3 separate regions of the Mus musculus genome follow, and regions 2 and 3 are each linked to region 1. A link is a loop called in an ENCODE intact Hi-C map of the cell type or tissue named here. Cell type or tissue: heart. All regions are shown on one strand. Each heading gives the region's core, and the rest is flanking DNA. Links, peaks and the distances in the headings are about the cores only.

Region 1 (10,274 bases), core at 1,395-9,394:
GTACTCACTATGAAAGGTAACGGGGGCCATAGGAACAGACGTCAGACTGTAACATGAGTCTATAATCAGAAAGAGAAGAGGCAAAATGAACTGAGATATCTCAGAAGAGCCCCATACCTCAGTGCATATCTGAGGCAAATGCAGCTGCATAAGAGAGAGCTTCCGTGCAAAGAATGCATGTGAGGGGTCCTGAACAGGGAAAAATGTCCAGCCCTCATCCACGCCCATTACTCCTCCCCCCTGTGCTGTTCCCCAGTGTGCTGAGGCATTGGCTAAGAGAAACATACGCTGAGAAAAAAACTTGGTCAATTGCTGCAGAGGACCCCACAGTTCCTGACACTGGAACACCCCCCCCCCCCCAGCTACAGGCTGGCCCTGAAGCTCCTCCAGAGAGTCTCTCTCCAGCAGAGACCCGATCTACCCACAGCTCTGGAGAGTCTCTCTCCACAGAGACCCGATCTACCCACAGCTCTGGAGAGTCTCTCTCCAGCAGAGACCCGATCTACCCACAGCTCTGGAGAGTCTCTCTCCACCAGAGACCCGATCTACCCACAGCTCTGGAGAGTCTCTCTCACCAGAGACCCGATCTACCCACAGCTCTGGAGAGTCTCTCTCCACCAGAGACCCGATCTACCCACAGCTCTGGAGAGTCTCTCTCCACCAGAGACCCGATCTACCCACAGCTCTGGAGGTGGCTCCAAGAACACATGGCTCACACTGGATCTTTCTTTGGCTCCAGAACCTTTAGTGTGGTGGATTGAGCTAAAAGGACATATTCACAGATGATCAGGTCTCCACACGCTCTCTTTGCAAGCAGCAAACATGCATGGAATGCAGCCTCACGAGGGAAGGAGAAATTCTTTCCTGCCTATGCAAAGTTCCAACTGGATGACAGATTTGAGACTGACAAAAACAGAAATTAGATTAACCCAAGACAGTCCTTTCCTTCAGAGAGACCACATTCTAAAAGGAACCAGCAACCAGACAATTATCAGAGTAAGTACAGCGTATGAGAGGGAAGGCAGTCCTAAGCAATGGGGCAAGGTGACTTTTCTTTTTCCAGGAAACTGTCCATCTTGCAGATGGATCAAAAGGACTTTTCAATCAAATATGTAGCTTCACTTGTTTCTAGAATTATTTTTAGTATTTTTATTTTATTTTTGAGATTATTAATACAATATAACATTTCTTACTTTCTTTTCCTCCAAACTCTCCCAGATACCCCTCCCTGTTCTCCTTCAAATTCAGGGCCTCTTTTTTTCTTTTTCTTTTCTAATTGTTAGTGCATGTGCTTTTACTTTCTTATACTATTCAGGGCATCTTTCCTGGGTAATGACACCACTCACAATGGGCTAGGCCTTCCTGTCTTAATTAACATCAAGACAGTCCTTTACAGACATGCCCACTGCCCAAAATGATCTAGATAATTCTTCACCAAGTCTCTCTTCCCAAGAGACTCTAAGTTGTGGCAAGTTGACAATTAAAACCTAAGCAGCACATTACAAAACAAAGACATGAACTAAAGATACTACTATTACACCTATTCAAAACAGAACCTGTCATGTAACATGCAATCATATCTCATCAACCTGTAAAAATGTCCATTCTCTTCCCCAGATCCTGAGGGGTTACTCCATTTTTGTCATAGCTTGACATCAAGATATTTTCTTCTAATCTGGTCCATATGCCAAGGGAGACCTCACATATATGGTTCGATGAAGCTCTGATATAAAGACCTGAGAATACAAGGTACTACCGACCACTACACACTCAGTTTCTCATGGTGAAATGGGTACCAGATGATGGTTATACACAGACCTGTCTGAAAAAAAAAGGGTGGGGGGACAAGATATGCATTGCAGCAACAGAATTATAGCAACTTCTTAGCTGCTTCTTTTCAACAAGTGCAATAGTTCTGGAAATGTTAAAAAATATAGTTGCATTCTTCTTGTAAAATTTCACATTTTCATTCTAACCCAAAGCCGGTGACTCTCAGCCTTGAAAAGAGATAAATAGAATAAAAGATGAATTCCCAGAGAGGGGGCAGGAGGTGGAATGTTGCATATGCTCTTGATCAGATGACCACAGAGCTCTATCTGCAGGAGTGTCACCAACGTGCTCTGCCTGGTCCACCTACTAGACATGGAGATGAGGCTGGTGTTGGCAAATGGCCGACAGAGCACCAGTGTTATGTCTTCTCTGCATAGGCTGGGACACAGAAGTCTCTTTGTACTCAGGCTTTGTGTCAAGTGAGAGGCACATGGGTCCAAGGCTGTCAGCAACCATTTCCTCAGCCCTAGGACAGAGTAGTCCACAGAACAAAGCCAGAAACAAGTAGGGAACCAAGCCAAGGGCTTGAGTGAACAGAGGCCTGATGATGTCATTTTAGCAAGGCCTCTTCCCTAGCTCTTGAATCTAATAATCAGCCTCCTTCTTTGCTTAAGATACTGTGTACTTATCACTTGCATCTAAAAGTATTTTCCCACAGTTCCATTTTTCTCCGAGTGCTTGGTTTTCAGCTGAGCTCTGGCTTCCCATGAGACCTCGCCAGACTTCAAAAAGAAGAAAGGCTACCATGAAGAGCATGGGCCCATCTTGTCCTAGGACACTCTCATGTGAAAGGAAGGCCTTTCTTCTTCCTCCTGGGTCTGTTCTTTCAAATTCTGGAAACAACTGGAAAATAACCACAGCTCGCCCAGTATCTCTATGCAAGATCAACCACACCCCCATTACCTCTGCCCCAGGTTCCCCACAACAGTGAAAAGTGTACACACGCTTCCAAGAGAAGCTTTGGATACTCTCAGAGGAGAGTTACACACTAAGTGCAGGCCATCACAGATGCTGCCCTGGCCACACTCCCTACTCCCCCGGGGTGCTGCTGGTCAGCTCCCCTTACTTGGAAGCTGCTAGTATCAATATGTCAACAGGAAACCATCCTTTAATTACTGCAAAGCCCTTCTTGATTATCAAAATGAGATCAACCTTGGCCTCTAGGGCTTCTGCAAGATAAGCAGGAGTGTTTGGAAGCACTTAACAATGCTGAGTCTGCGTCCACGACTTGGGGCAGATTACATACATTTTAGACCAGTACAGAACCCAAAGCTTCAGATATCAAGATCTGAGACAGGAAGATCTAAACAGGGTAATGAGGTCAAAGGTCAAAAATGTTGCAGGAAAAAGTGCTGAGTAAGTCTATGAGTAGCCATCACTAAAAAGAGCCAAAATGGAAGTATGTTATATTACATACCATCTCATAGGATTTGTGCCATCTATAGTTTGAACCCAAAGCACCTCCCTTGTGAAGCATGACCCAGAAGAAGGATGGTATTTTACATATTTCCAGTCATTGAATATGCCATTCACTTGCATGTACACTTAAAAAAGCTGTAAGGCTGCAGCACAATCGGGGTTGACAATGGCTGTGCCATCTTCCAACATGTTGTCATGACACCAAAGCCACTACATGTTTCAGTTTTATTGGCCACCAATACTAACATGATACTTGTAGTTCAGCTCATAACAGGACCAGATGCTAAGCATGGTGATTATCATCATTAGGGATACCAACCAACCAGCCAATGGTATGGATCTATGTTCCATGTGTATCACAGAAAGCGCTCCCTTCTGTCCATTTGTTATTCAAGCACTTATTATGTATAAGACAAGTTTCTAAAAGTTAATGCAACAAAGAGACCCTAATGCTTAGAGAGTGTGTGTCCTAGTGGAAGGAGAACAGCATCAGAAAGTAACTATAACATATTATTGTAGATACCAGATACTAAAATACATTATTTTAGATACTGATGCCAATAGAAATCATTCCTTAGGATGCTACAGGGTAATAAGCACTATATGGTTGTTAGAATAAGGAAAATCAGGGTGCTGTAGGGGACATAGGAATTAAACCAGATGGCTACAGCAGATCTCATTGAGAAGGGGGATGCTGAGAGGTACCAAGCAAGGGATCCAATAAAATTGGGTACATTCAGGGTAGCATCTTAAGTGAGGCAACCCAGATCCAGAAAGACAAATATGATATGTACTCACTTACCAGCAGGTAGCAGCTATAAAGGATAATCATGCTACAATCCACAGAGAGGCTAAGTAACAAGGAGGGCTCAAAGTGGGGGTGCATGGATCTCCCTGGGAAGAGGAAATAGAATAGATTTTGTGGGTAAAATAGGAGCAGGAAGGTATAAAAAAAAGAGGGATCAGATGGTGGGGGGTATGGAAGGAGAGGGTAATGGGAGAGATAACTGAAATTGAGAGGCGTTTCTCCGGGATAGGGTAGAAACTTAGTACAATGGAAACTCCCAGGAATCTATGAAGGTGACCCTAGTGAAGACTCCTAGTGATGGGAAATACTAAACCTGAGCCAGCCATCATCTGTAACCATACAAGGCTTCCAGTGGAGGGACTGGGACACCAACCCAGCCACATAGCCTTTGACCTACAATTTGCCTTGCCCATAAGATGTGTAATGGTGGTGTAGAACTTGTGGGAGTAGCCACCCAATGACTGATCCAACTTGAGACTCACACCCTGAGAGGGAGACCATGTCTGACACTGTCTGGATGGCCAGGAACCAGGGGCTGGACAGCCCAGAGAACTAATATAGAACCAAACACAAGTGGGAAAAAAGTCAATGAGATGATTCCTAATGATATTCTGCTGTAATTAGAGCCCAGAGGCCAGCATAATCATCATTAGAGAGGCTCTGTCCAGCAACTAATGGAAACAGATGCAAAGACCCACAGCCAAACATAAGTAAAAACTCTGGGAATCCCATGGAAGAGAGTGAAGATGGACTGGAGGAGCCAGAGGGGTCAGAAACACCATAAGAACACAGCCCACAGAATCAAATTAACCAGGGCACATATGGGTTCACAGAGACTGAAGCAGTAAACACAGAGTGAATGTGTCTGACCTAGGCCCTCTGCATATGTGTATAGTTGTGTAGCTGCTGTTCTTGTAAAACCCCTAAAAGTGGGAATAGGGGATATCCCTGGCTCTTTTGTCTGTTTTTGGGATCCTTCCTTCATACTGGGTTGCATTGCCTAGCCTTAATATGCAGTATGTGCCTAATCTTATTGTAACTCGAGATGTCATGTTTGGTTGATATCCCTGGTAGGTCTGCTCTTTTCTTAAGTGATTCTGGAGGAGAGGAGTAGTAGATGAGGGAAAGAAAGGAGAGGAAACTGATATGGATGTAAGATATGAGAGAAGAAAAATTTATAAATTTAATATAAACAAAAGAAAGAAAAGGAATGAGCTGAGGAGACACAGAGAGAGGATGCAGTGTTAAAGATGAAAGAATAGCCCAAGCAAAGGCCTTGAGGTAGGGTGTACCTGCAAGGAATAGCCAAGGGAAGAGAGCATCTTTGACAAAGACAGAATAAGTAAGGGGAAGTTGATGAACAGAGGCTGGAGAGAAGTAAACTATTCTCACGAATGCCGGCCTTTTGTGTACAGTCCATTTCCTCTACTCTTGGGTCTTGCATTCTACCAGGCTGTAAAGTCCAGAGCCCAGCACAGAAGATCAGCAGCACAGAGCAGCTACTTCTTCCCTTTGTGCTCCAGCAGGAGCCACCTTGCCTCACCATGGTGTCTGCCTCTGCCTCCTTCAGGCCTGACAAGCGTGACGAATTGAATCCAACCCAGCAACATCAGCCTACAGATCCAAGCTCCTGGGACCTCCTAATCAAAAGCTGGCACTGGTGAGGCAGGGGCAAGCCAGGCTCAGGACGAGAAGTTCTCACCTCCTGCATAGTGGGGCCCACAGGCTATTCAGCCAGGACTTCCCAGGGCCAATCAGACAAAAGGCAGCCAAGGCCTGACAGCCAGAGCATTAGAGCCTCGGGAGGCATCTGAGGCAAAGCTCCCCAGCTGCTCCGCACAACTGAATCAGCCCTTCTCAGGAAGAAGGAGCATGTTACCATGCCCCAGGCATGCCAGGAGCTCCTTGGATCCACAATTCCTCCCATGACTCCCCAACCCCTGAGACTTCAGGTTAGAGTTAAATTGCTCTATTTATGCCATCCAAGATTTTTGCTTGGCAGAGCCCAGAGATGGTTGACCCAAACCAACAGTGACAAGTGGCCACCCTCAGACAGCAAACACCCATGCTGGCTGCCATCTTTCAACACTCCTGTTTTCTGTTTTCTCCCTTCTCTATTGCACTCAAATGTTCTCTCCATGACACAAGGAAAACATCCCCGAAACATCCCCAGAGGACTAAGCTATTGGGAGATGTTTTGATGACTCACTAGATGATGTCAAAGTTACCGGCTATCTCTGGACCATGGGGCTGACAAGCATCATGATAAGAGCAGACACGATAATTCATTAGGCTACAGAGACAACTGAGCTCTCTGCCGTAAGAAAGGCTCTGAACCACAAAGAAGAGCTGAAGTGACTTAATGGTCAAGATCCAAGTTGCCACTCAAAGTTGGTCACAAAAACAAGAGAGGATAAGAAAGAGAGAGACACTAGATTCACACTTTGCCTTCCAGTGAATGAAGAACATAGGACTAAAATTTGAAAGGATTGAAATTGGAATGGTAGAAATAGCAACACAGGGTCTCCTGAACCAAAGTATGAGATATCACAGGGTAGATAGTTAAGGCATTAAAGCTCTAAAGAAGCATCCTTTTGCTCTGGAAATCTGATGTCCCTACTAAACACAGTATCAGTGAAGAAGTAGGCTTAGAACTTCAGTTGTAGGAGCACCAAGAGTATAGCCACTAGTAGAAAAGAGAAAACCAAAGTATGCTACAGAGAGAAGAGTTGAAAGGAAACTAGCCCCTGCATGAAGTTGGCCTTACACGTCTCAAGGGTAGACTGTGGGCATCTTCATCTATTTTAAACTGCTTCACACATTGGCTGGGAAATTTGTAAAGGTTTATTATTACAATTCTTGAAGCTAGGAAGTCCAAGATCACAAGGCTTTCATCTACCAAGAGCCTTCTCAATGTGCCAACTCAGGGCAAAAGGCAGAAAGCTTCATGAATCTGAAAGCTGGAAATCCAAGGTCAAGGAGCTACATCTGGTGAGGTCCTTCTTGATGTATCAAAGCTTGGAGAAAGTCTTCCACAGTAGGATAGTGTGAAAGAGAAGAAGCAGGTGCCTGAGCTCCCACTTAACAGCAGTGACCATTTCCAGGGATAACCAGTCCACCCTGTGGTACCTATAAAGTGGAGGTAAACCTTAAGCACAGCCATGTGTAATAACAGAGGACAGAGCATGCATAACAACGTGAAATAAATGTGTCATAATGATAATGGATGTATCAAAACCAGCATAAATGTATTTACCCTAATAGCCCATAGTGTCTGGCTAGACTCCTGAATCAGCCACCATGGCTCACCCAAGAGACAGTCTAAAGTGCAGAGTGCTTGCCTCTCCACTGTAGGCAGGTTTAGGTGACTTGAGTCCCATCAGCAACTTTACTGGGTGATTCCAAGTTAATCATCTCTCTTCTCTGGACAATTTCTCATACAGATGGTAGAGGAAATAGGACTAGATAATCTTTAGGAGACCTCCCAGCTTTGACATTTTAATATGCAGAGATTTAATTAGCTCTTTACTAAATGTGTACTTCTCATATAAATAAAACATAAAAATATTTATAATTAATTAATCCTGAAACAGTTACTGTGGTATTAAAGAAATGAACAGACACCAAAAAATAACAAAAGAACTAATAACTGTCATATGATATTTTGGGACTTTAGTCCCTTGTACTCGATTTTAATTCCAACTACACAAATATTTGGCCATATTAAATGCTCTTCCTGGCAACACAGGCTTCATACAAGGAGCCCTGTGCCCACCCTCTGGCCAGCTAGAGGCACCCTGCCCTGCAGCTACGACTGCCATGGTGAAGAGTTCCAGCTGCCAGATGCCTTCTAAGGGCTGTGCACACATACCTCTAGTGGGCCTGTGTATTGTAGCCCACTCCATGACAAGGACTGTGTCCCTCAGTAAAACATAAAATTCGTATGTCATTCTTGTGTACTTGGGCATTATTACTGTCCCAAAGACTCAAGTAGAGAAGGAGGTAAGTGAATGGGGTGGGGACAACTTTAGTCTGGCATTTCATTGTTCTCAGATGGCCAATTTGAACTAGGTATGGAAATGAGGGGCCCGAACACCATTGGCTGAAAACAAATGTATTATTCCCTGGACTTCAGAGCCAAGATGGATCCTAAGAGGCAGCAGAGCCTTGGTTCAGCTTCCATCAGAAACTGGTTCCAGTCTTGTGGAAATGTGCTGGTTTATGACTGAGTCTTTGAGCTTGTGTGACCCCATTTAGGCCATAGAGAAAGAAGCCATAATCACACTTGGTCACCCAAGGGATCAGCTCAAAGCAGTATGTGTGCATGCATGCATGCATGCATGCATGCATGTACATGTAAGCATGAAAGACACGGAAAAAGATCGGCATAAAAAGATTTCCTGAGCATCGGAGTGCCTCAGACATCTTGGGTTGGCTTTACTAACGAAGGGACTCCTGACAAGGGTTAACATGGGCCACAGCTAAAAATGTTTTCTTGCTATTAAAATCACAAAATAAGTAAATATGTGTGTGCGAGCACACACACATGCGTTTGTGTGTGTTTCTTCAAAGTATTTCTTCCACTACTAAATGATAGCTTACTTGTTTTTTCCTAAATTATAAGCAGAACCTGTATCCCTTCCAAACATGCATACACTGAAATCGCACAGTAAGGTAAGAATCAACAGTATAAGATATTTTAAATGTAACTTGGTGGGCCATCAATGAGATGACAGCCATCCTCAAGCCAAGGAGAAAAGCCCTGGAGTGAACCCTGATCTTGGACATACAGCCTCTCCAAATCACAGGATACACAACTACTCTAAATCATTCACTCTGTATTATTTGCAATGGAAGTCCCAACCCACCACCACAGCCAGTATTTATCTTTCCACTGGCCACTCCAAATGTGAGCCACAGAACATCAGAACAGAAACATCCAAGGACCTAGATGTGTACTGCAAGCCACTGTAAAAAGGAACAGATGAATCAGGCATGTAGCAGCAGTGGCTGACCTTTCTCTCATGCCTTTTTGATCATAAAACACTGAAGGGTCCAGGTTCGGCATCCATGAACAACCTGTACAAACACAAAGCAAATTCTCTGTAGTATTCTCTCCCACCCTTGTCAAATTGGATGGAAGTGGTGAAGATGTGGGTCCTGGCTTGGTTTTTCTAAAGAGTACTACCTCCATAAACTATGCATGTACCTCTAAGAATCTTCTAGAAGGAAGATTCCAGGGATAATACCTAGAGCAGCAGCACTTAGCCTGTGGATCACAATCCCATTAGGCCTCAACAGACCTTTTACAGGGGATACATATTCAGCATTTCAGATATTTGCATTACGACTCATAAAAGTAGCAAAATTACGGTTATGGATTAGCAGCAAAAATGGTTTTATGGCTGAGGGTCACCACACATGAGAAACTATATTAAAGGGTTGCTGCATAGGAGGCTTGAGAAGCTCTTATGTTCTAGGACCGTGTAAGAGACTATAAAGACAAACTACAAGGAGGAGAGATTCCATGGTCCAAGCCCACTCTGAACCTCCAGGTCTCTTGCTGAGAGCCAAGCTGCTCTAAAAACAATGGCAAATCTTGGTTCAATATCCTATCATCACTGTGACATTCACTAGGATGCTTCTTGAATGAGATCCAGGGGTCCTAATGATATAGTGGGGTACAGACAAAGGAGATTCAGCTACTCAGAGGTAGTTCTGGGAAGACTTAAACCTGACCTAGCCATTGAAGGAAAGTGAAACCCGGAGGGCCACTCCAGCAAGAGACAGCGCCATAGTCAGATTTCATTCCAGAATTCCACCATGCAGTTGTGTTTGTTTCCCAGGCTGGTTGGGGATTTTAACCCACAGTGTTGAATCTTGACAATGCCCATCTAGGGGAAAGGAAGCAAAAGCAAAAGACAGTCCTTCCAGCTCCAGAGTGTATGTACTGAGGGAGAATATGGAGTTCCTTCAGAAGGCAAGCTCATTTGGCTTTTGAGGAAAACATTAAAGGCTTCAGCATTATTGGGCTATTTTAAGTTTTTCACTATTGTCCAGCACCCCTTGATGTTGAAGGGCAGCATTTATGAATGAATATGGGAAGCTGTCCAAACATACTTTCTGGTAGGGAGGCCAAGACAGCAAGAGTAGACTCCTCCCAGTGATTTAACTGCAGCACCCCATTAACACTAGTCAGCTGCCTGAACTTGACCTG
Region 2 (10,274 bases), core at 1,007-9,006, 130 kb after region 1:
ATTGCATATGCCAGGAAGATTTTGCTGAAGGGACCTTGTTATAGCTGTCTCGTATGAGGCTATGCCAGCACCTGGAAAATACTGAAGTGGATGCTCACAGTCATCTATAAGATGGAACACAGGGCCCCCAATGGAGAAGCTAGAGAAAGCAAGAGCTGAAGGGATCTGCAACCTTATAGGTGGAACAACAATATGAACTAACCAATACCCCCAGAGCTCGTGTCTCTAGCTGCATATGTAGCAGAAGATGGCCTAGTCAGCCATCACTGGGAAGAGAGGCCCCTTGGTATTGCAAACTTTATATGCCCCAGTACAGGGGAATGCCAGGGCCAAGAAGCAGGAGTGGGTGGGTAGGGGAGCAGGGCAGAGGGAGGGTACTTTCGGTATAGCACTTGAAATGTATATAAAGAAAATATCAAATAAATAAATAAATAATAATAAACAAAAGTAAGCTGGTGTTTTATTAAGTGTAACACCTATAGTATTGTGACTATTCTCTCATAAATAATTTTAAAACTCAAATGTTCAATTTTTATTGTATTCTAATAAGTCTACCCTTTTAGTGGTATATTAATTAAAGAATGGGTTTATTTAATAAAAAAAAAAAAGGCCACTAGCCATGCCATGGTATGATCATGGTTTCCTCTAGTAAATTGATGCTTGCAGGACATAAATAGCCTCTCCATGATGCTAATACTCTTTATTGCCTTCTCCAGATAACTCTAGAATAAAGCATAGGAGTTAACTTATATGAGACACATATTACCTACCAATTAACAATGTAAGACAACTCCCAAGAGGACCATAGGGTCATAACATGGGGTAAAAAGGTCATATGGATTTGAAAACTATAATTCAAGGCCTAGGTCCACCCCCCATCACTGACAGACTCAGAAGAGCCATTTTTACCTCTGTGAGTAGTGGAGGGAGTGCAGCGAGAACTGGGGTCTCTAAATCTCCAAATCTTTCCAGGCCTCTGGATTCCTTTACCTACAGGGTGCCAAAGAAGTTCTGTGTAAAGCTCTCATTTGTGTAGAGTGCAGGTCATCAACTGAGTCAAGGTTTAAGACAGAAGGGGAGGAAAAAGCTACTGAACCTGTCAATTGCTTAAGCTAACAGCTTCAGAGGAGAATCTCCAGCAAGTACCTGTGTCATGATTAATTCTGTCCAGTGACTGCTTTGACTTATTTCACTGTCACCCTTTGTGGGCATACTGGGATCTTAGTTAAGCTCTTGAGGCAATGATGGACAATGAAGAGTAGTAAGAAGATATTCTAACAAGATTTAAGTCTTAGGAGGTCTTTAATCATGTCAAAGGGAGCTCTATCAAAATATGTTGGAGAAGGCTACTTCCAAGAACAAACAAAAACCAATGACAGCAAAAAACAGTAGGGCAGAGAGATTCTGTAGTTGGGTCAAGACACTAATTCAGCTGAATCTACAGAAATGTTCCTACTCCAACTCTGTGTTCCCAGGCCTTTCTTTAGTGAAGTCCTTGCTTTCGCATGAGATCTGGTATAGCTATAACACCATGCTGTTCTTTAAGCTTCATAGGCATCCTGTTTGACACATTAAGCTGTGAGATGATTGTAGAAGCTCCTCTGGTCCCTCTGACCATGATGTGTATCTGAAATAATCCACGTTTTCCTTTCCAGTGCACCGAGAAACAGCCAGCCACACATACCCTACAAAGCTCAACCTTTGTGTATTCACTATGAGTCCTACTGTTGTGACAACCTTCATTCGTGGCCAAATTGTCAACCTGTGCCTTCTATAGGTATACTTTCATGCAACATCAAGGGATTTTTTTTTAAAAAAGAAAGAAAGAAAATAACAACAAAAACAAAATACTGTTTGCTTCTGTAAGACACGCACTGTTAGTATTCTAGTTTTCTAGCACTAGGGAAATGGCTCAGAGACTGTACATGTGTGAGGACCTGAGTTCAATCCCCAATACCTACATAAAAAGCTGAGTGCAGTAATGTTTGCTTGTAATCTCAGCACTTGGAAGGCCAAGACAGGTGAATCCCTGGGGTTGCTGGGCATCCAGACTAGACTATGGGAGAGTCTTTGTCAAAACCCAAGGTTAAGAGTCCTACAGATGAATCCCAAGGTTGATGTCTGGCCTCCACAAGAATATGTGTACTTAGGTATATATACATGTATGACACTTGCAAAAACCCACACACATGTACACAAACAAAACTATATTCTATTTTCTATTGTCGAGAAATCCATCACAGCCTGTCCTAATCATAATCTGCATAGATAGCTAGCCATTCTTCAGTGATTTGTTCTTTGGTAGTCCTTGTATGGTCAAATGCTGAGTCAAAAGCTAGATGGAAAACAGAAAACAGCAAGCAGCTAGGAAGTAATTTCCTACAAAATTTCATATCCTATAATTGTGAGAAGAGATGAGATTTAAAAAATTCACTCTTACAGGGTCCTGAAGGATGACAAAACAGAAAATATTCAGAGGTCACTATAGATTCCTGTGGTGATATGAATATGCTTGGCCAAGGGAGTGGCATTATTAGGAGGTGTGGCCTTGTTGGAGGAAGTGTGTCACTGTGGGTGTGGGCTTTGAGAGAGTTTCCTCCTAGCTGCCTGAGGATGTCAGTCTTCTGGCAGCCTTCCAATCAAGATGTGGAACTCTCAGCTCCTCCAGTGCCATGTCAGCCTGGACACTGCCATGCTTCCCACCTTGATGATATGGACTGAATCTCTGAACCAATAAGCCAGCCCCAGTTAAATGTCCTTTATAAGAGTTGCCTTGGTCATAGTGTCTCTTCACAACAATGGAAATCCTAAGACAATTCCCTTCTACCTATGGACTCCTTGGACCAAAGAATGAATAAACCTCCTCCAACACTTTCTATTACGCTTTTATCTACTGGAAAAATAGCAAAACAGTCAGTTATTTGGCCAATAACATGAAGCTGTTTTAACATTACATAGTTAAAAGGATAGCATTGTGTGCTTTAGAAAATTGAGAAACCACAGTGAGTTGGCGAAAACATCTCAGATACTTTGAGTATTAGAATCTTAGGCCATGGCATTCTGAGATCTTTAAGTGGTGCTGTGCATCACCACTTTATCTGACTTTAGCTTTCATGTTCATTTTTCTCCATGGAACCCACAAGTGACTCATTCTGGTGCTGGGATCCCCCATAGTTTTTCATGTGCACATTTTTTCACTCTTCTTTCACTGCAGATGCCATGTTTCTGAGGAAAAGATTCTGTGACAACCACATAGCCACTAATTTCCTAAAAGAGAACCTCACACCATCATAAGTCCCAGGGTATGTCTAAATGAGTCCAACATTCCAGAATGTTCTCTGCTCACAGGTAGTTCGGGAATTCACATAATAAGCAAACAATGTCTATGCCCAGGTATTCTCAATCATTGACATCTGACTCCCAAATCAGACTTCTGGCTTGAAATGGCCCATGCTCTACTACATTCACTACAAGGCAATCATGTCTTCCAACGGACATGACTCCCAAGACTCTATGAGTGGTACCAGTAGGATATACTGTGAGGAAAAAAATGCTTATTTTCACATTTTTTAGCAGATTCAGGATGCTGATCATGAACACAAAGTGTAATATTCTATCATCTGAAGCCATAGGGGACAGACAGTATCTTCTCAGGATGAGGATAGACCTGCAACCAAGGAGCCAGGTGTCCCTAGCAAAGTCAAGACATCCTCATTTACAACTCAGAAATCTTCAGGGACATGTTTATTAATAGACATTGGGTACAGGACCAAGAAGCCACAGTTCCAGGAGGGAGAGAAGAAAAGTGAGACTGGCTTATAAATGCCTAAAGGTGAAGAACAATCCCCTTGCCACCCAGATTACTGGACTCCTTAAGGATGGAAGAGCGTTTAAATCCAGGTCTAGCTTTTTAAAATCCGGGTGTGTTGGGGTGCCCTGGACTGAGCGAGGTGGGAGTGCTAGGTTCTAATGATGGTGAGTGGTCTTGGTTTCTGTTAGTAAGATTCTTACATTTACCTTTAGCCATCTGGTAATCTCTGGAATTAGTTGATTTAGTTGTCTCTGGTTAGAGGTTGGGGATCCATGCCATAATCAGCCTCCAAACGCTGACACTGTTGCATACACTAGCAAGATTTTGCTGAAAGGACCTAGATATAGCTGTCTCTTGTGAGACTCTGCGGGGGCCTAGCAAACACAGAAGTGGATGCTCACAGTCAGCTATTGGATGGACCACAGGGCCCCCAATGGAGAAACTAGAGAAAGTACCCAAGGAGCTGAAGGGATCTGCAATCCTATAAGTGGAACAACAATATGAACTAACCAGTACCACCACCACCACCACCACCACCACCCCCACCCCCGGAGCTCTTGACTCTAGCTGCATATGAATCAGAAGATGGCCTAGTTGGCCATCAGTGGAAAGATAGACCCATTGGTCGTGCAAACTTTATATGCCTCAGTACAGGGGAACGGGAATGCCAAGGCCAAGAAGTGGGAGTGGGTGGGTAGGGGAGTGGGTGGGGGAGCGTATGGGGGACTTTTGGGATAGCATTGGAAATGTAAATGAAATAAATACCCAATAAAAAGAAAAATAAAAAAACAAAAAACAAAAACAAAAAACAAACAAACAAAAAGGATGGAAGAGCATACACTGCCTCTCATTGGTCTATGAGTCTGATCTGTGTTCTGAGCATTAAATTGCCTGGCATTTACCTCTGAGATCAGTACTCTATCTCTTACCTTGGCATGAGATCTAAGATCCTTCAGACTGGTAAGATGTCTCCTCTCACTCACCCACCCCCAACCCCGCCCATACTCCCCACAGCTCAATGCCAGCCCCCTAGTTAGGTACACAGATTTCTCAAATGATAGCTTTGAGATTGGCCAAAAAAGAGTCCTCTGAATTCAGAGAGCAGGCCTATAATCAATCCCAACTGCCCAGTAAGCTGAGACAGAAAGATCTCAAGCTCAAGGATGTCCGGTGCTGCAGAGTGAGTTCAAAGCTAGCCTTATTAACTTAGCCTCTACCTCAAGATAAAAGGTAAAAATAAGATTTGTGGTACAGCTCAATGGCAGAGCACTTACCCAGCATGCAGGAAGCCTTGGGTTCAATCCCTAGTGCCACTAAAACTATGCTTCCTTTTGACTGAAGAATAAACCTTTTTGTTTGACTTGTGGGTCTACAATGAAGGAAGTCTCGGGACTCAAGTCAAATCACTTCTGAAAAGGATCATACTTAACTTGGTTATGTTCTACTCAGGGGTTCTCTTCAGTCCTGAGTCCACAACCTCTATCTTCTGTCTTCTCTTTTTGCCCAGCATAAGACCAGACATCAGCTGAGTCCTTGGTGAGACTCAAAAGAAGATGGATCACACACAGGAAGAGATGGAGATGCTGGTAGGCCATTGAGGATGGAGACCTGACCTCATATGACCCTGAACTAGATTTCCCTTGCCTGCTCTACATGGCATAGGCTTTGCCTTGCAGGAAAATATATTGGTGAGCTCATAGGCTCACATACTTCACCATCAATCTCTAGGAGGTTGGCTCCCCAAGTGCATCATTGTTTCTGGTTTTATCTGAAACAAAAATAGACTCTTGAAAGTGTTCCAGCCATTGGGTCATTGGTTCATTGCCTTCTTCCAGCCCTGGCTGAAATCCCTCACCCTGAGATCACTCGGAGCCCCATGGCCGCCACGGGGACAGCTGCTTTAGCTGACATGGTGGCTTATTCTCCACAGCTTGTTCTTCCCTCAGGCCCTTCAGATGGCCCTTAGATATGAAGCTGTGCAGAGAGAGTGATGCCAAGGACTCTGATGTCTTCAACATCAGCCAAGTCACAGGCCACCAGGGCCAATCACTGCTCTCCGGGGAAATGACTCAGTTTTCACTCACGATGACCACCACCCTTTCTCGGACTCTAGGACAAACCATGTCCATGTGGACAGGTCTTTTCATGCTGATTTTTTTTTTTTTTGTACTATAGGCATCTGTTCACTTATTTTTACCCTGCTGTTGGAGAAGAAGCTTTGAGAGAGTAGAAGCCAGCTCTGATTCTGGTCTAAGGCCTTTCTAGAAAGTTCATCCAATCAACTTGTATTCTTTACTTGTTGGCTTTATTCAAAGTCTTTATAAAAGAATGGAGGAGATGGCTCAGTTGATAAAGTGTGTGGTGGAAAATCGTGACGATCTGAATTTGGCTCCCTCGTACCCATACAAAAGGCCAACATAACGGAATGTACCTATAACCCCAGCACCTGTGAGGAGGTAGGTGAGACAGGCTGCAAAATCCCTGAAGTTCACTGCCCAGCCAGTGAGCTGACTCAGTAAGTTTCAGGTTCACAGAGACCTGTCTCAAAAGATAAACATGAAAAGCAATCAAAGAAAGATATCCATTACCATAAATACTCACTACAAACAAACACACACATGCACAGTGCACATGCCTACACTAAATAAGTATGTACACTACACACCACAAAATAAATTAAAAATAATTTTGAGATTTCTTTTCTAAAGATTCCTTATGATGATACTTGTGCCTTTAGAGAACTGACTGAAAGATACGCTTCCACACTCATCACTGATCATCATCACCAAGTCAGGAAGTCAGGACAGAAACTCAAACAGAGCAAGAACATGGGGGCAGGAGCTGATGCAGAGGCCATGGAGGGGTGCTGCTTATTGGCTTGCTCGATATGGCTTGCTCAACCTGTTTTCTTACAGAACCTAAGAACAGCAGTCCAGGGGTTGCCCCAACTACAACTGATCACTTATTAAGAAAACGCCATACAGCTGGATCTTATGGAGGCATTTTCTCAATTGAGGCTCCCTCCTTTCAGATGTCTTGGGCTTGTGTCAAGTTGACATAAAAGTAGCTAGCACATTCTCTGCATCATTGAATTTTTCTGAGGAATGTAGGCTTTTCAACCTCATCTTATCACTCTAGATTTTTCCATAAAACAGACGGCAATTCTGTTCAGGATCACATGTTATTAATAAATTTGAAACCATTCACTCATTCAATCAATTCTTTGCAGACCACAGTTTTTTAAGTTAGGAAAATATTCTACCTCCTGGTGCTGAGATAGCTGGTAAACTTAGAGAAACTTCAGTCGACTTAAGAACACTGTCCATTTTAATTAACTTTCATATTGAAATGAGTGAATATTTCACTTCAGATATTCTCAACGATACTTTCCTTTCGCTTCAAAGTGATTTCCCCCCCTTGACAAAAATATGTCAAAAAAAAACCAAAAAACAAAAAACATTATCTCCGTTAATGAGCTTTCGAATGGTTCACCAGTTTCAGCTGCCCAGAATCACAAGCCTATTCCACTTCATGTTACCACAACCAAGAAGATGTGGTCTTATGAGTGCACTGTAAACCCCTTCCTGCCAATCAGCATGATGCAGAAAAGAAGACCCGAGTGACTGAGCCTTTAGTCATCACAGAGCATGTAAGCTCTTAGTTAACTTCCCCAGATTCTCTCATTCTTTCTAAGACAAACCTCAGCCTTCCTGCTCCCAGGCTTCGTTCTGCATAGCTACCATTCCCTAAAAGACCCAAAAATCCAGCGTCTCAGGTCGAGCTGTTCGCTTAGTTCTGATTAAATATTTCCAGGTGCTTTTGCACAAAGGGATCCAAAAGTTGGAGGATTTGTTTACACAAAAGGTCAAAAAGTTTTAGGACATTTGATTCACAGAGCCATTTCTCAAAGTCTGAAGACTGCTAAAAAAATCTAACCAGTTACAGCAACAGAAGAAGAAAGTGTGCAGAGCCACGGTGAAGTATTATTTTGTTACCAAAATTACTTTTGACACAAAATTTTATAGTTTAGTCTCCGGGTATATAAAATTACTTAATTTTTTACTACAGCTTCCAATTCAATTGATATTTTTAAAAACTCAGCTTGTTTGGTAACAGTTATTAATTATGCATACAACCAACCAACTCCAAGTACATTACTAGTTTATAAACATCTTAATTTAGAAGGAAAATTATTCGTGCTATAACACTGTGTTCTACCAAAATTTGTATTTTTATTATCAAGAAAAGGGGTATTTCTCACCATTCAGCTTCTTAGCCAGTTACAACTGCATTTGTCATAGCAGTTTCCCCTGTGGCGGAATGAGCTTCCCAATTCATTCCTGTAATTGCCTTGATTAAGCAGGAGGAAAAATCAGACCAGTATTCAAATTACCTTAGAAGGTAGTCAATTTGAAGTGCCTATGATGCTAAGTGAACTCGGGCCTAGTGTTAAGTATTTGAAAAGTTATTTTTATACTGAAGAAGTCAACACACTCAGTGTTATCTCTTCCCTTACCCATCTGTGCCTAGGAAAATTTGGAATAGGAAATGCACAAAATTAATACAGTAGAAGAGTTGTTTGATGTTGGCGGGTGATCAAGCAATGTGCAAATCGACCTTGTACAACTATTCTTAATTATCTTCAGAAGTGGACTTAAAATAACCACTGATTTTTAGAACATGTATTAACTTTTTGATTTAATTTTTAGAAAGCCTACAAAATGGTGGGTTTCTTTATGGCACCTTCGTCGGGGGTGCCACTGTTTTCTGCTTTTATCTTCCCACATCCTCCTTGCCTGCTCTTCCCAGCCCTGCTGATCCTCTTTCTTCCTCCAGAAAGCCCTTTTGCATTTGACAAGTCTGTGTGTGTGTGTGTGTGTGTGTGTGTGTGCTCGCATGATGTGTATGTGAAGTCGCCTGTGTGCGTATGTGTATGTGAGTGCTCACATGCATTTATATGTGCACTTGCCTGCCTGTGTGTGTATATTTGAATCTAGATTCTGCATATGAGAAATAACATATTTATATATCCATGTGTAGACTCCAGACTGCACACATGAGAGAAAGCATTTGTTGTTTGTCTGTCTGAGTCTGGCTAAGTGACCACAGATATTTAAGATACTAATGCTTATTCCACAAACTTACTCCCCTGCTTTACATGATTGTGGGATTAATGAAGACTTTTTCCAATGTTCACATTCATCAATGACTTTCTTAATGATCTAAATCATACTTACTTTTGTACTAAACAAGCATTCTTTAAATGTATCTATAGAGTATAAAGCACTGCCCTTACACAAGTAGCCACACTTATTCCTATACCCTACATTGTAGGAGTTTTTGCCTATATTTCCTGTATGTTTAGTGTACATCTAGCAAAAAACACAGCTCAACAGTATCTGTCCACTTCACAGGCTAGTGCTCTTATCAAAGAATAACTGTTTGGTGTAGCAAATGGATTTTCCCACCCATAACCCAGTACCAGGGTCCAGTCACATTTTATGGTACCATTAAGAGATAACTTCCTGCCAAGGTGGGGAGGGGTACCCAGGGGAAGCCCTACCCACTCAGAGGAGGAGAAGAAAAGGGGGGATGCAGGAAGGATAGCGGGAGGGGGGGGAGGAGGAGGGGCCAGTTAGTGGAATATAAAGTGAATAAGTAAAAAAAAAATTAATTTAATTTTTTAAAAAAGAGAAATAGCTTCCTGCCCACTGCTCCTGAAGGAGAGATGCTACTTAAATTCTATCTGGAAAGCTGGGTGAGAATTATCCTAAGGTAGAAATAGCAAGCTAATGGTGCACATTGCTGTCCTCAGAGCAACACTAAGACGCTAAATCAAAAACACACAGATAGCAATCTGATAGAAAAGATGGACTCCTAGGAAATATTTCATTAAACCAAATTCAAAAGACAAGAAGAAAAGGAAGAACATAAAACAAATGTGACAAACACAAAACTAAAAAATGGTAAGGCTAAAACGGCAGTTATATCACTAAATAGATGGAGATGTACTCTACCATCAAAAGACCAATACAGGCCAGCAGGATGGCTTAGCAGGCAAAGGCACTTGTCACCAAACCCAATGACCTGAGTTGGATTTGGAGGACCTACATGGTAAAAGGAAAAAAATCAACTCCCATAAATTGTCCTTTGACATTCACACATATTCTGTGGCATACCTGTACCTGCACATAGGCACATGGACATGAACATACACACACAAAAAAGAATAAATGTATTTTTAATTTAAGGTCAATATACGACTGGTGAGATGGTTCAGTGGATAAAGACAGCTGCCCGCAAAACCAACAACCTAGTTACATCCCCAGAATCCACATAGTGGAAGGATTAAAACCAGCTCTTTAAAGTTTTCTTCTGACCTCCATAAGCACACAGATATACCCAATAAGGAAATGTAAAAAGAAAAAATTTAATATTAAAAGACTGATAGCATCAGAATAAA
Region 3 (10,274 bases), core at 891-8,890, 110 kb after region 1:
TATGAGGACAATGGAGCTTTAAATATTTTCTAAATTAACACATTACACAGAGATAAATCAGCCAGCAGACATGTATTGGATCCATGCAGCATCCTTACTTCCATCGGGGTACAGGCTCCATGTGAACAGGGATCCATCTACTCTACCCTGAAACAACAAACGGCAATGGTGTGGTTGGTATTAATAGGTACTCATCAGATGAGCTCACTGATTAATTCATTCATGAAAAACAGTACCATCTCAAGGGTTTCTTAGCTATTCTGATAACCCATAAAGACATGAACTCCTGGCAGGTACAAAACACAAATAGAAGACAGCCTCATGTGTTGCTGGTATAGTCATCCTACCAGAGCCTGTACAGAGACTATAAACAGTCAAGACACTACCTCATTTGTTCACTCGGCTCTAACACCAGCCTTGTATCAAAGTGGATCGAAATGGCCAGAATGCCACAGATAAAAGCAGGATATCTAACCCACCTGTGCACAATGCTCCATGGGCTCTGATTATGTGTATGGCATAGCTGATGGCTGGGAGATAGGCAACGGAAACACGAGTCTCAGTCATCCTGCTGAGGCTGGAAATCCATCTGTCATAGTTAATATTGTCAACTTGACAGAATCTAGAGTCACCTCAGATGTGAGTGGAGAATTTCTAAGTTGGGTTAATTAAGGTGCAAAGACCCACCCTACCTAAGGACAGTATCACTTCTTGTCTGCTTCCTGATTGGATGTAATGTGACCAGGAGCCTCAAACTCCTGGCTCTGTTTACCAAAGGTAAATTTCCATAGACACTTCTGTTCGCCTTAAGTCTGATCCATGAGTCCAAATGAACTACGGGAGCACAGCCCTCTTTTCATACCATAAAGCCCCTGCTTGGACACATAGTGAGCCTGGCTCAATGCATGTCTTCCAGACAAAATCCAGGGCAGGATAAGTTTGATGGGAAAAAAAAAATGGATTTGAGGTCTTAGAGACCATCTTGAATAAAGTAGACCTGCCTTTGCTTCAGGATTTCCTTACTAAGCTCTAGCTCTGGAATCACCAACTTCTCCTGAGAACTAGAAGGGCATTCCATTTCATGAAGCTTTGGATCCAGGCAGGGAAAGATGCTATGGAGAAACCTGTAAAGCCAAGAGGCTAGACAGTGATGGCATTGGTCTTGGTCATGCTCCTGCCGTTGGAAACAAGGCCGTGGCTTCACAGGAGAACAGATAGCATCTCTCCTGATGATGGTGCAGACAAACTTGACAAAACTCCACACCCATTGGAGGCTAGCCATTAACACCTAGAATGCAAAGGGTAATTCAGGATGCATCCTATCTCACACTGTTCCAACCTGTCTTCCTCATGCCGGTGATAGTGATGCTGCCAAAGGGGGAAAAAAAAACCAAAAAACCAAAACAAAAGCCTGTTATGATCAAGGCAATTCTGTATCCTGCTGGCTTATTGTGGAAGTTTGAATGAGAATGGCTCCCATAGGCTCATAGATTAGAATGCTTGGTCACCGGGGAATGGAACTGTTTGGGAAGGCTTAGGAGGTGTGGCCTTATTGGAGGAAAGATGTCACTAGGAATGGGCTTTGGGTTTCAAAAACTCCATTCTAAGCCTAGAGTCTCTCTCTTCCTGTTGCTTATGGATCTAGATGTCGAATTCTCAGCCACTTCTCCAGCACCATGTCTGCCTGTATGCCACAATGCTTCTTGCCATGATAACAATGGATTAAACCTCTGAAACTGTAAGACAGTCCCAATAAAATGCTTTCTTTTATAAGAGTTTCCATGGTCATGGTGTCTCTTCACACCAATATAACAGTGACTAATATAGTTAGATACAAAACCTCAGTAAATCCATGAGACAATGAGAAAAATGGACTATAGTCTCTCCATCTACTGCAGCTAGGTGACTCAGTCTGCCTTGATATATCTGGGTTTGGTTCCCAAAAATGTCTCCCTGAAAGCCCACCTATGTGTCAGTTCACTTGTACATTTACCCACTTACATACTTGTCAGGAAGGAATTCATGAGAATGGAAAGGCTGAAGAAATTGGGGAGCTACACCATTTGAACTTGTTCTAGCCCCCAAAGGTATCTAATTTTCCACAGATGTTGCAGACTGACCTCTTTCCTCTCTGGCCTCTAAGTCAGTGAATCTCCATATTAGTGATATGTTTTATAATAAAATATCGGTTATATATGTAAAAGCATGTCTGCCTTATGCCTGGCAAAAGCATGAGGCAGGAAAGGTTCATGTTGGCTCACAGTTCTAAGTATATCATCATGGCAGAAAAATATAGAAACCATGGCAGTCTGGTTTTTAGAACATGACTTAGCTGGTTACATTACAGCCACAGTCAGGAAGCAGAAACCAAAGTTCATCTGACTCCCTCTGTTTTCCCCTTTTTAGATGGTCCAGTCTAACAGCCCATGGACCTGTGCTGCCTACATTCATGGAAGCTCACCTCTCCTCAGCTAAACCTCTTTGTAAATGCCCTCACAGGCACGCCCAGAGGTATGTCCCATGGGTAATTCCCAGCCCAGTTGAGCTTACACTGAAGACCATTCATCACATGAAGCCTCGTTCTCATGACAAACCAAAGGTGTACTATTCGAAATAGGAATGGTTCTGGACCAAAACCACATTATTCAGCCCCCTTTCTCTGAGGATCCAAGGAAAGGATCCTAATCCAACATTCCCTGCTCTGATTACCTGGGAGCTGTGATCTTAAATGGCCCAGACATTTACAGGAGCTCAATTCCATACCAGATACCATTTATAAGCAGGCAGGAAGCCATTGACTGAACTACTTTCCTGACTCATGAGCATCCCCAACCAACAAGACAAAGACCATTCCTACACTTCAATAAAAACCAACATCACACAGAAAGCTGTAATGGAAAGAATCACAGGTGAGCCAGTGGTGCTGTATTGGAGCAGTGTGCATTGGAAATCATGGGAGATAAGTCATGAGAAAGGAGGGCAGCAGACATGCCAGGGGAAACCCCTGTAGCCCTAAGGTAGAGAAAAGCATAATACAGGGAGCTACCCTGGTCCATCTGAGGAGCTCTTAGAAAGGCAAGACAAGATGTAGGGCTACTAAAAGTCTATACCTATAGGTACAGCGATCAATAGAGCCGTGGCACACATCCCTCTGATGGGAAGGAGGTATCCTAGCTTATTCAGATCTAGAGAAGGCTGGGAGGCTCTCCGCTTTTCCTACTGTATCCCTTTCTCAAGTCTCTTGCTTGAGATACTTGTTCGTCAACACAAATGTCCTTGCTCAGCTCTGGAGATAACAGGGACCTCAAGCAGAGTGTCCTCTGGAAATCCCCTGCACATTTAGACACACATATTCTGGGGAAGTAAGTACCCAGCAGCCCTTAGAAGCCTACTCATGCTTCCATTTGATGCTAAGTAAATGTTCCAGCCTGGCCAGAGGGCTACCACCCCAAGCTGAGAGTTTTATAGGATAGTCTCTAAACTTACTATGTGGCAGTCAGGGCCACAGCATGTCCCATCTGCAGAGGTCTACTGGACCCTGCTTCTCCAACAGCCACAGTGCCCTTGCCCCAAGACAGGTAAAGGACCTGACACACAGCTTGGGGTCCTGAGTTTGAACCTCATCACTTACATAGAAATCCAGGTGTGATGGTGCACATTTGTAATCCCTTCTCTGGGGTTTCCTGGCCAGCCAAGCTAGCTAATCATTGAATTCCTGATCCTGGGGACATCTCCTGTCTCAGGAAAAGGGGTACAGTTTCAGAGGAAAACATCTTGCGATTGACCTCTGGCTTCCATACATAAGTACATACATACATACATACATACATACATACATACATTAAATACATACATAGTATATGTATGCACCTAAACACATGCATGCACACACATAGACAAAAATAAAACATAGGCATGCAACCTGAGTAAAGTGCTTGCTAATTAAAGTGCTTTTGGCAAATAATTCTCTCACAAATGACTAAGACAACAGGGAACAATGGAAAGAGAGTCTCGCACTTGGCTCCTGACTCTGGCAGTAACAGCATGTGACCTCAGGTAAATGGCTCACTCTCCTATCTAACTATGTGATATCCTGCATTTATTATTTTTTGCCTGGTATCACAATGTGCTTTCACATAATCTCTCTTACTCAGTTTAGCACCACCTACAACCCTACGAGGTGACTGCCTTCCTTATTTTGCTGGATCAAAAAGGTCTGTCTCAATATCTAAGACACATGGCCATGAAGAGATGGAGTCTGGCTGGTCTCCCTGCCCTATGTCCTTGCAGTGTATTTTGGGAAAGACATCCTTTCATCAAGACTGCCCAGATATTGAGCAATCACAGGGCTTGCTTCCTCTTGTCTCTTAGGCATACTGTTTTGTGAATCCTGATTCTCTGCACTCTAGATTCATTACTCTGGGTAACTAAAAGGAAAGGCTGCCTTTCAGGTCCAGACCCATGCAAAGTCCTTAAAAGAGAACATTTACTTCACCCCCCAGCTCTGCCAGACCAAATACCACCCCTAACATGTCCCACAAAGATTATAAAATAAAGGGGTTCCCTTTATTGTGGTGACTGTGGGGCATGGTTAGAATTAGACAGTGACGCAGAAGATTTGGTCTAGAAAATGGACAGAAGGGGCCATATCAACCCTGACAATTGTGGCTTTACAACACACTCTCTCATGTCCCAAGACAGGGTGACAGAAGAGCACAGCTGCCGTCCGCTGAGCAACGTGCCATGTGGCTCGGCAGCTTGCTGGGCCTGCTGCCCACCAGGCCTCGTGGTCAGTGCTGACTCACAGGAGGTGGGCTGAGGGGACAGCCTGGCCCAGGTCTCAGCACTTCTGACTCACCATCTCCTCCTGGACCACTATACAACATCCCTCCTCCCAGAAACAACATCCATCTATTTTTTTTTTTTTTTTTTTTTAGCTGACAGAAGAGCTTTTTCTTGTTCTTGGGGTTGTAAACTGATCATCAAATGTTCCACAACTTTTTTCTAAGAAGTGTGCCATGTGGGAAAGTTAAAAACAAGCTATTTGGGGGCCTGAGCCCAGCTTTAACTCATATGCAGCCTTGGTCTCTTCTCAGGGTACCCACTGGGAAAGCACTAAAGGCAAAGTTGTTTTAGAAAACACGGAACAAAGTGAGCACAGGTTGAGCGACCAGATCTGCTCAAATGATTATTTCATAATTAATATAGATCCAATTGGCAGGCAGAGGTAAATAATCCACATGGGTTTCTCTAATTCTTACACTATCTCCTTGTATCAGAATTATTTCCGAATTTAGCACTATAGAAACTGGGGGTCCAAGAGGTTAAGCAACTTGCCTACAGTTCAATTTGGGAGCTGAGATCCAAGCTCAGCTTCATCTAGCATCAAAGCATCTATACAGTGACTAAGTCACCCAGCTGCGGTACTTTCAGTCCCAGTAGCAGCAAACTGAGAGCTGTCTGCCTTCCCACAACTCACATACTACAGTGGGTTCCTGATTATGCCAGCATTTGGCTGCTCAGCGTTCCCTAGTCTCCATGTCTCTGAGCAAGCCTCCACTTCTACCTTACCTTCCACTTTCCAGGCCCAAGGATAAAGCCCCTGGCTGGATCTCCGAGGGAAGGTAAGCCATGAAGAGAAGTTTCCGCAGACTTTGCCTATCTGACCAGGTCTGACATGGCATCCTAGAAATAACCAGCCTCTAGCAGTCTGTGCAAGACTCCAATTCTAGATCCTCTAGGGAAACTCATCTGGGAACAGAGCAAACCAGCTCTCAAAGGCCCCTGCTTGACACAATTGGTGGCTCTCAGGTTTGAGTCTGTTCATCTGCCTACATGCTAATGGTGACCTGCAAGGGAGTCATCCTGAGGCAGACCAGATGCAGAGGGCTCATATTGTTGTATACTGTGATGGCTCCATTCGTGCGCTATGCCTGTAGGCTGACCTGGGGCTGTACAAATAGGTCCAATTGTCCTTTGCCTTGTTTTGGCCAATAGAAGGTACTAGGACTAGACATATAAACAGGATGTAGCTGCTAGCTGGGAGCTTTACCAATAGACCCTGCTCTCCCCAGGCAGAGTCTCCCAAGCATCACAGACACAGGACAGACACAGCTGCAGCTATTGCTCAGCATCCGTCCCTGACTCACTGTGGCTCATGGTGCTGCTTTTATTCACAGCTCTGGACCTTCTTGGGCTTGAAGAAGACTCTCTTTGTTATATTCTCTTGGATTGTTGCCACTGTATCTTGCAAATTCCCTAAATTCCTTTAGGGTTAAATAAGACAATGTGTATTGGGTATAGAGAAGTATGGTAAGTGAAGGCTTCGTCTAGGACATGTCCTTGCCTTTTATCACCAAAGCCTTTTTAAATCCCTCACTTAGTGCACTATTTATTCAGATTAGTAGATACTGGGTGGGGAGATGGTTCATTCGATTCAGTGCTCTCCACATAAGCATGAGTTTGGTTCCCAGCACCTACACAAAAGTCAAACATGGTGATGCCCGCTTGTCATCTCCAGTGCTGAGAATGTCTACAAGGGTGTGTCACTGGTCAGTCGGCACAAAGTAATCAGCAAGCCCAGGTCCTAGTGAAAGGTTTTCTCTTTTTAAAAAGTTTACAACTCCTGTCAACTGGATAGGTGAGAGCCCTTGATGAACAACACACAAGATTATCCCTGACCTCCATATGCTTTTACAGGTGTGTATGTGACCCCACCCACACATACACCCACATCTCCATGTAGCAAACATACATACATACATACATACATACATACATACATATACATGTACACAGCGGGAGAGGAAGATTTTAAAGACTAAATAAAAACAGTTACATATAACTTAGAAGTACCCATGCTCCTTCTAGCCTTCAATTCCCTGGCAGCAGATTAGAAACACTAATGAGAAAGGCATTCCCAGAGCCCATAGGTGCACACATGAGCATTCAGTAGCCTCTCCAGGTCAACTCATGACCCAAAGCAATGTATTGCAGAGAGCACGTATTGGGCTTACATGAAAACTTTTCACTGAAAGTCATTCTCTTCTCTGTCAGCAACAGAACTTATTTGCTTTTAGTTTATACAAACTTATCCTTGATGGGATTGAGGAATATGGCCAAGGCCCACCCCACACACACACACTCAAAGAGAACTCAGAAAGCAAACAGCAGTGAAGCAAGAGCTACAAAAACATGGGGGTGACTATAGAATTTTCTGGAACTCCCAAGAATACTTCCTGGAGGACTAAGCATCCACAGTGACACTGTAAGGAAGGAAGGATCTCAGTTCATGAACAGGACAGATGAGAGCATCTCAGACACTGGGTACCACACATGTGGAGGTATAGAGGCAGAAGAGAGGTTGAGGTACCCTGGGTGCCATAGATGGGATGTCATGACAGGAGCTTGGATGGGTGCTAATAGACATTAAGACTGAGAAGGTCACCATGGCCTACAGACATTCTTAGAATTAAAAAGAAATGCAAAAATGCATGTGCTGAGTTATAAATGATCAATTGTACTATAAAAACAAAATAGAATTCATAATGGCAAAACAAAACATGACCGGCTCACTTCTGGGTTCACACTGACACTTTAGAAAAAAAGTTGAAAAGAAAGTGAGTGTCATATATTTCGAAGTTGTTTAAGTAACTGTTGAGTACATACACTCTGTAAATTAGTGTATATTCATGCTAGAGTCTATGCAGAAAGAGCTTCTAGAAATGGAGATAAAGGAGGACAGATGGATGGATGGATGGATGGATGGATGGATGGATGGATGGATGGATGGATGATTTACAGAAGAAAGGCAGAAAGGAAGGAAGGAATTTACAGATAAATAACAGTTAGACTTAAAGCATATAGATGTTCTTGGTGCTTCTTTCTAACTTGATAGTTTCTGCCCATTCCATGGGGGGAAAAAAAGGAAAAAAAGAAAGAAATTGGAAAGTGTCTAACTAAGCTGAGGCCAAGCTTTAAAGTCCTGGGCCTTGAGAACATCCTGTGCTGACCTACAAGCAGCCCACAAATAGTGGGAGAGCAATCCAGTGTGCCCGTCCTTGCCTCTTCTTGGTTTCACTCCCCTGGACAACGTGCAGGTCACATGTGGGAATCCTGTGAGAGAACAGCACTCTGGGGAACAACAGAGACTGTAAATTCCAAGGAACATTTCAACCAATAGAAAAAAAAAAACTCTTGCACTTCTGTCGACCACAAATGGTTCCAAGGAAAGTCTGGGTCAGTTTTCAAACCTGGCGATACCTTCATGGTAGAAGGACAGCCACGAAAAAGCCAATTTTCCTCTGCCACTTTCCCAAAGGAAAGAACCCGGGCTGCTCCAGTTGCGTTTTCCCTACCTGTGGTTTTATGGTTAAGCCAAGTCAATAAACTGAAATGTAGCTTCGGTTCGGATGATTCGCAAGGAGGAAAGCAGCAATTTTGCCTTCAAAGAGACAGAGCCCTGAGCCAGGAAATGAGAGTTATGTTTCCGGGCTGTGCTGGGAAAACTCTGAGCTGTAAACTTCAAAGGGCCAAGCTCCCACCAAGTCCAGGGGTGACTGGAGATGGTCCAGGCTTTGGCCGTGGAAGGGCACCTGTTGTCTGAGAGCAGATGCTAAAAGAGTTATGTCTGCTGGGAGAGTCAAGGTCATCAGGACACAGATGTCTGCTGCTGCTCAATTCTGGGGAAATGGGCACCTGTGGAAGATGAATGACCAGCAGTGTAGACCAATCGGAAAGGGTGTGAAGAGGAAGGACAAATCCATGTGGCCTCGCCTCTTTCTCTGCTAGACCTCCAAATCCCCCTGTGGTCAGGCCACTTCTCCTTCCTGGGCTTCCATTTTCCCCCATATGGGACACAGTCATAGCCCTCCTTATCCCATAGCTCTGATGTAAAAGAGCATGTAAGACCAGCTTAAGCCTCCAGCATCTCCTATAGAGCTCTCTGCAGCTGTTGAACACCTCCATTACTTCAGCACTCTTTATATCTTTGCTGTTATGACAAGCCTGCCTCCTTTCTTCCTGCTCAAATTGATCAATTTAATTAATAGCCACATTCTCATCTCTCCCTGGGGTCCTCCAGTGTCAGCTCTTTATTCTAGTCTTCAGTGCCCTGGTGTCCTCGGCTTGAACGGATGTGTACTGCTTCTGACACAACCCCAGCATTCTGCTCTTACCAGGACACAGCAACGTTTACTGCTGACCCAATCCAGTGACTCGGGGCTGTCTCCTCCTAAGCACAGTGCTGGGCAGAAAAAAAGCATTCACAGGTCTCAGTGCACAGGGGAGTCCATGTCCCCTCCCACCCAGGGAAAATCTGAAAGATGCCAAAAAGTTTATTTTTCTAGGATTAACACAATGACAGGGAACCAGCCATATATATTGTCAGTCCAGACGAGCCAAATATTTTTCTGTAATTTCTGCAATAATATGAGAAAACTTAAAAAGAGAAGGGAAAAAACGTATTCAATTTTAAGCCTGTCTCTGTAGACTGCAGGTCCAAAAATAACAGCCCATCCCATGAATTACCAACAACACTATTTGCAAGACAGTTGCTTGATACAAGGAATGGAACATATTAACAGGAGCTTCCTGACAAAGGGGGGGGGGGCACTTAGGGAGGACAGATTGACCTAAGACAGACAGCACCTGGGAGGGTGTGAGCTTTTAGCTGCCAAGCTGTGTGATGTGCTATTCCCACAAAGCCAGAGAGGTCATATAGATGTCACCCTGACCCACACTAAGTGTTCAGATCATGAAGGTGAGGAGTCTGGCTTTTGCCACACTTGATAACTTTTGGATTTTGCACCTGATAAAGTGATGGTGGAATAGTAAATATGAGACCAGAATCCAGATGGGTGAGCATTATGAAAGAAGAGCATATTTTAAATGATATCGAGTATATTATTTGAAAAATTAAATAGACAGGAAGGAAGAAGGAAAAAGAAGAAAAGAAATAAATAAATGGAGGGAGAGAAAAGGGAGGGAAGGAGGAGAGAGAGGGATGGAGGAAGAGAGTATGGTGTGTGTGTGTGTGTGTGTGTGTGTGTGTGTGTGTGTGTGTGTGTGTGTGTGTTTTCAAGGGAGAAACACTGAGAAGAGCTTCGGATAGAGTCTACCTACCTGCATTAGGTGTGTGTCAGAGTCTAACATAAACAGAGCCATCACTCCAGAAGCTGAGTGACTAAAGTAGACAAAGGGCCTTGATGGAAGCAGAAAAAGTTAACCCTAAGCCAGAACTTCTTAGATCTCAGCTGACTTGACTCTCACACTCA

What was found. Hi-C counts contacts between places; a loop is a spot of excess contacts. Peaks named below come from ENCODE experiments on the same cell type or tissue, not always from the same donor. Only the 100,000 strongest peaks of a DNase experiment are listed, where the experiment ranks them.
Region 2: it touches region 1 in a loop (2.1-fold over the local background); 2 of 42 quality-filtered maps call a loop at or near these places.
Region 3: a loop joins it to region 1, with 2.7 times the contacts of the local background. A loop is called at or near these places in 2 of 42 quality-filtered maps.

The regions. Positions count from the first base shown.
Region 1 is chr12:9,220,701-9,230,974 of GRCm38, reverse strand. No RefSeq gene overlaps it. Among named protein-coding and RNA genes, the nearest start is that of Gm46323, 150 kb to the left of the region's middle. In heart, for the core only: no CTCF peak of the experiment used is centred there; DNase peaks (open chromatin) are centred at 2,334 and 5,794.
Region 2 is chr12:9,087,595-9,097,868 of GRCm38, reverse strand. No RefSeq gene overlaps it. Among named protein-coding and RNA genes, the nearest start is that of Ttc32, 63 kb to the right of the region's middle. In heart, for the core only: no CTCF peak of the experiment used is centred there; a DNase peak (open chromatin) is centred at 5,748.
Region 3 is chr12:9,108,335-9,118,608 of GRCm38, reverse strand. No RefSeq gene overlaps it. Among named protein-coding and RNA genes, the nearest start is that of Ttc32, 83 kb to the right of the region's middle. In heart, for the core only: no CTCF peak of the experiment used is centred there; DNase peaks (open chromatin) are centred at 4,318 and 4,768.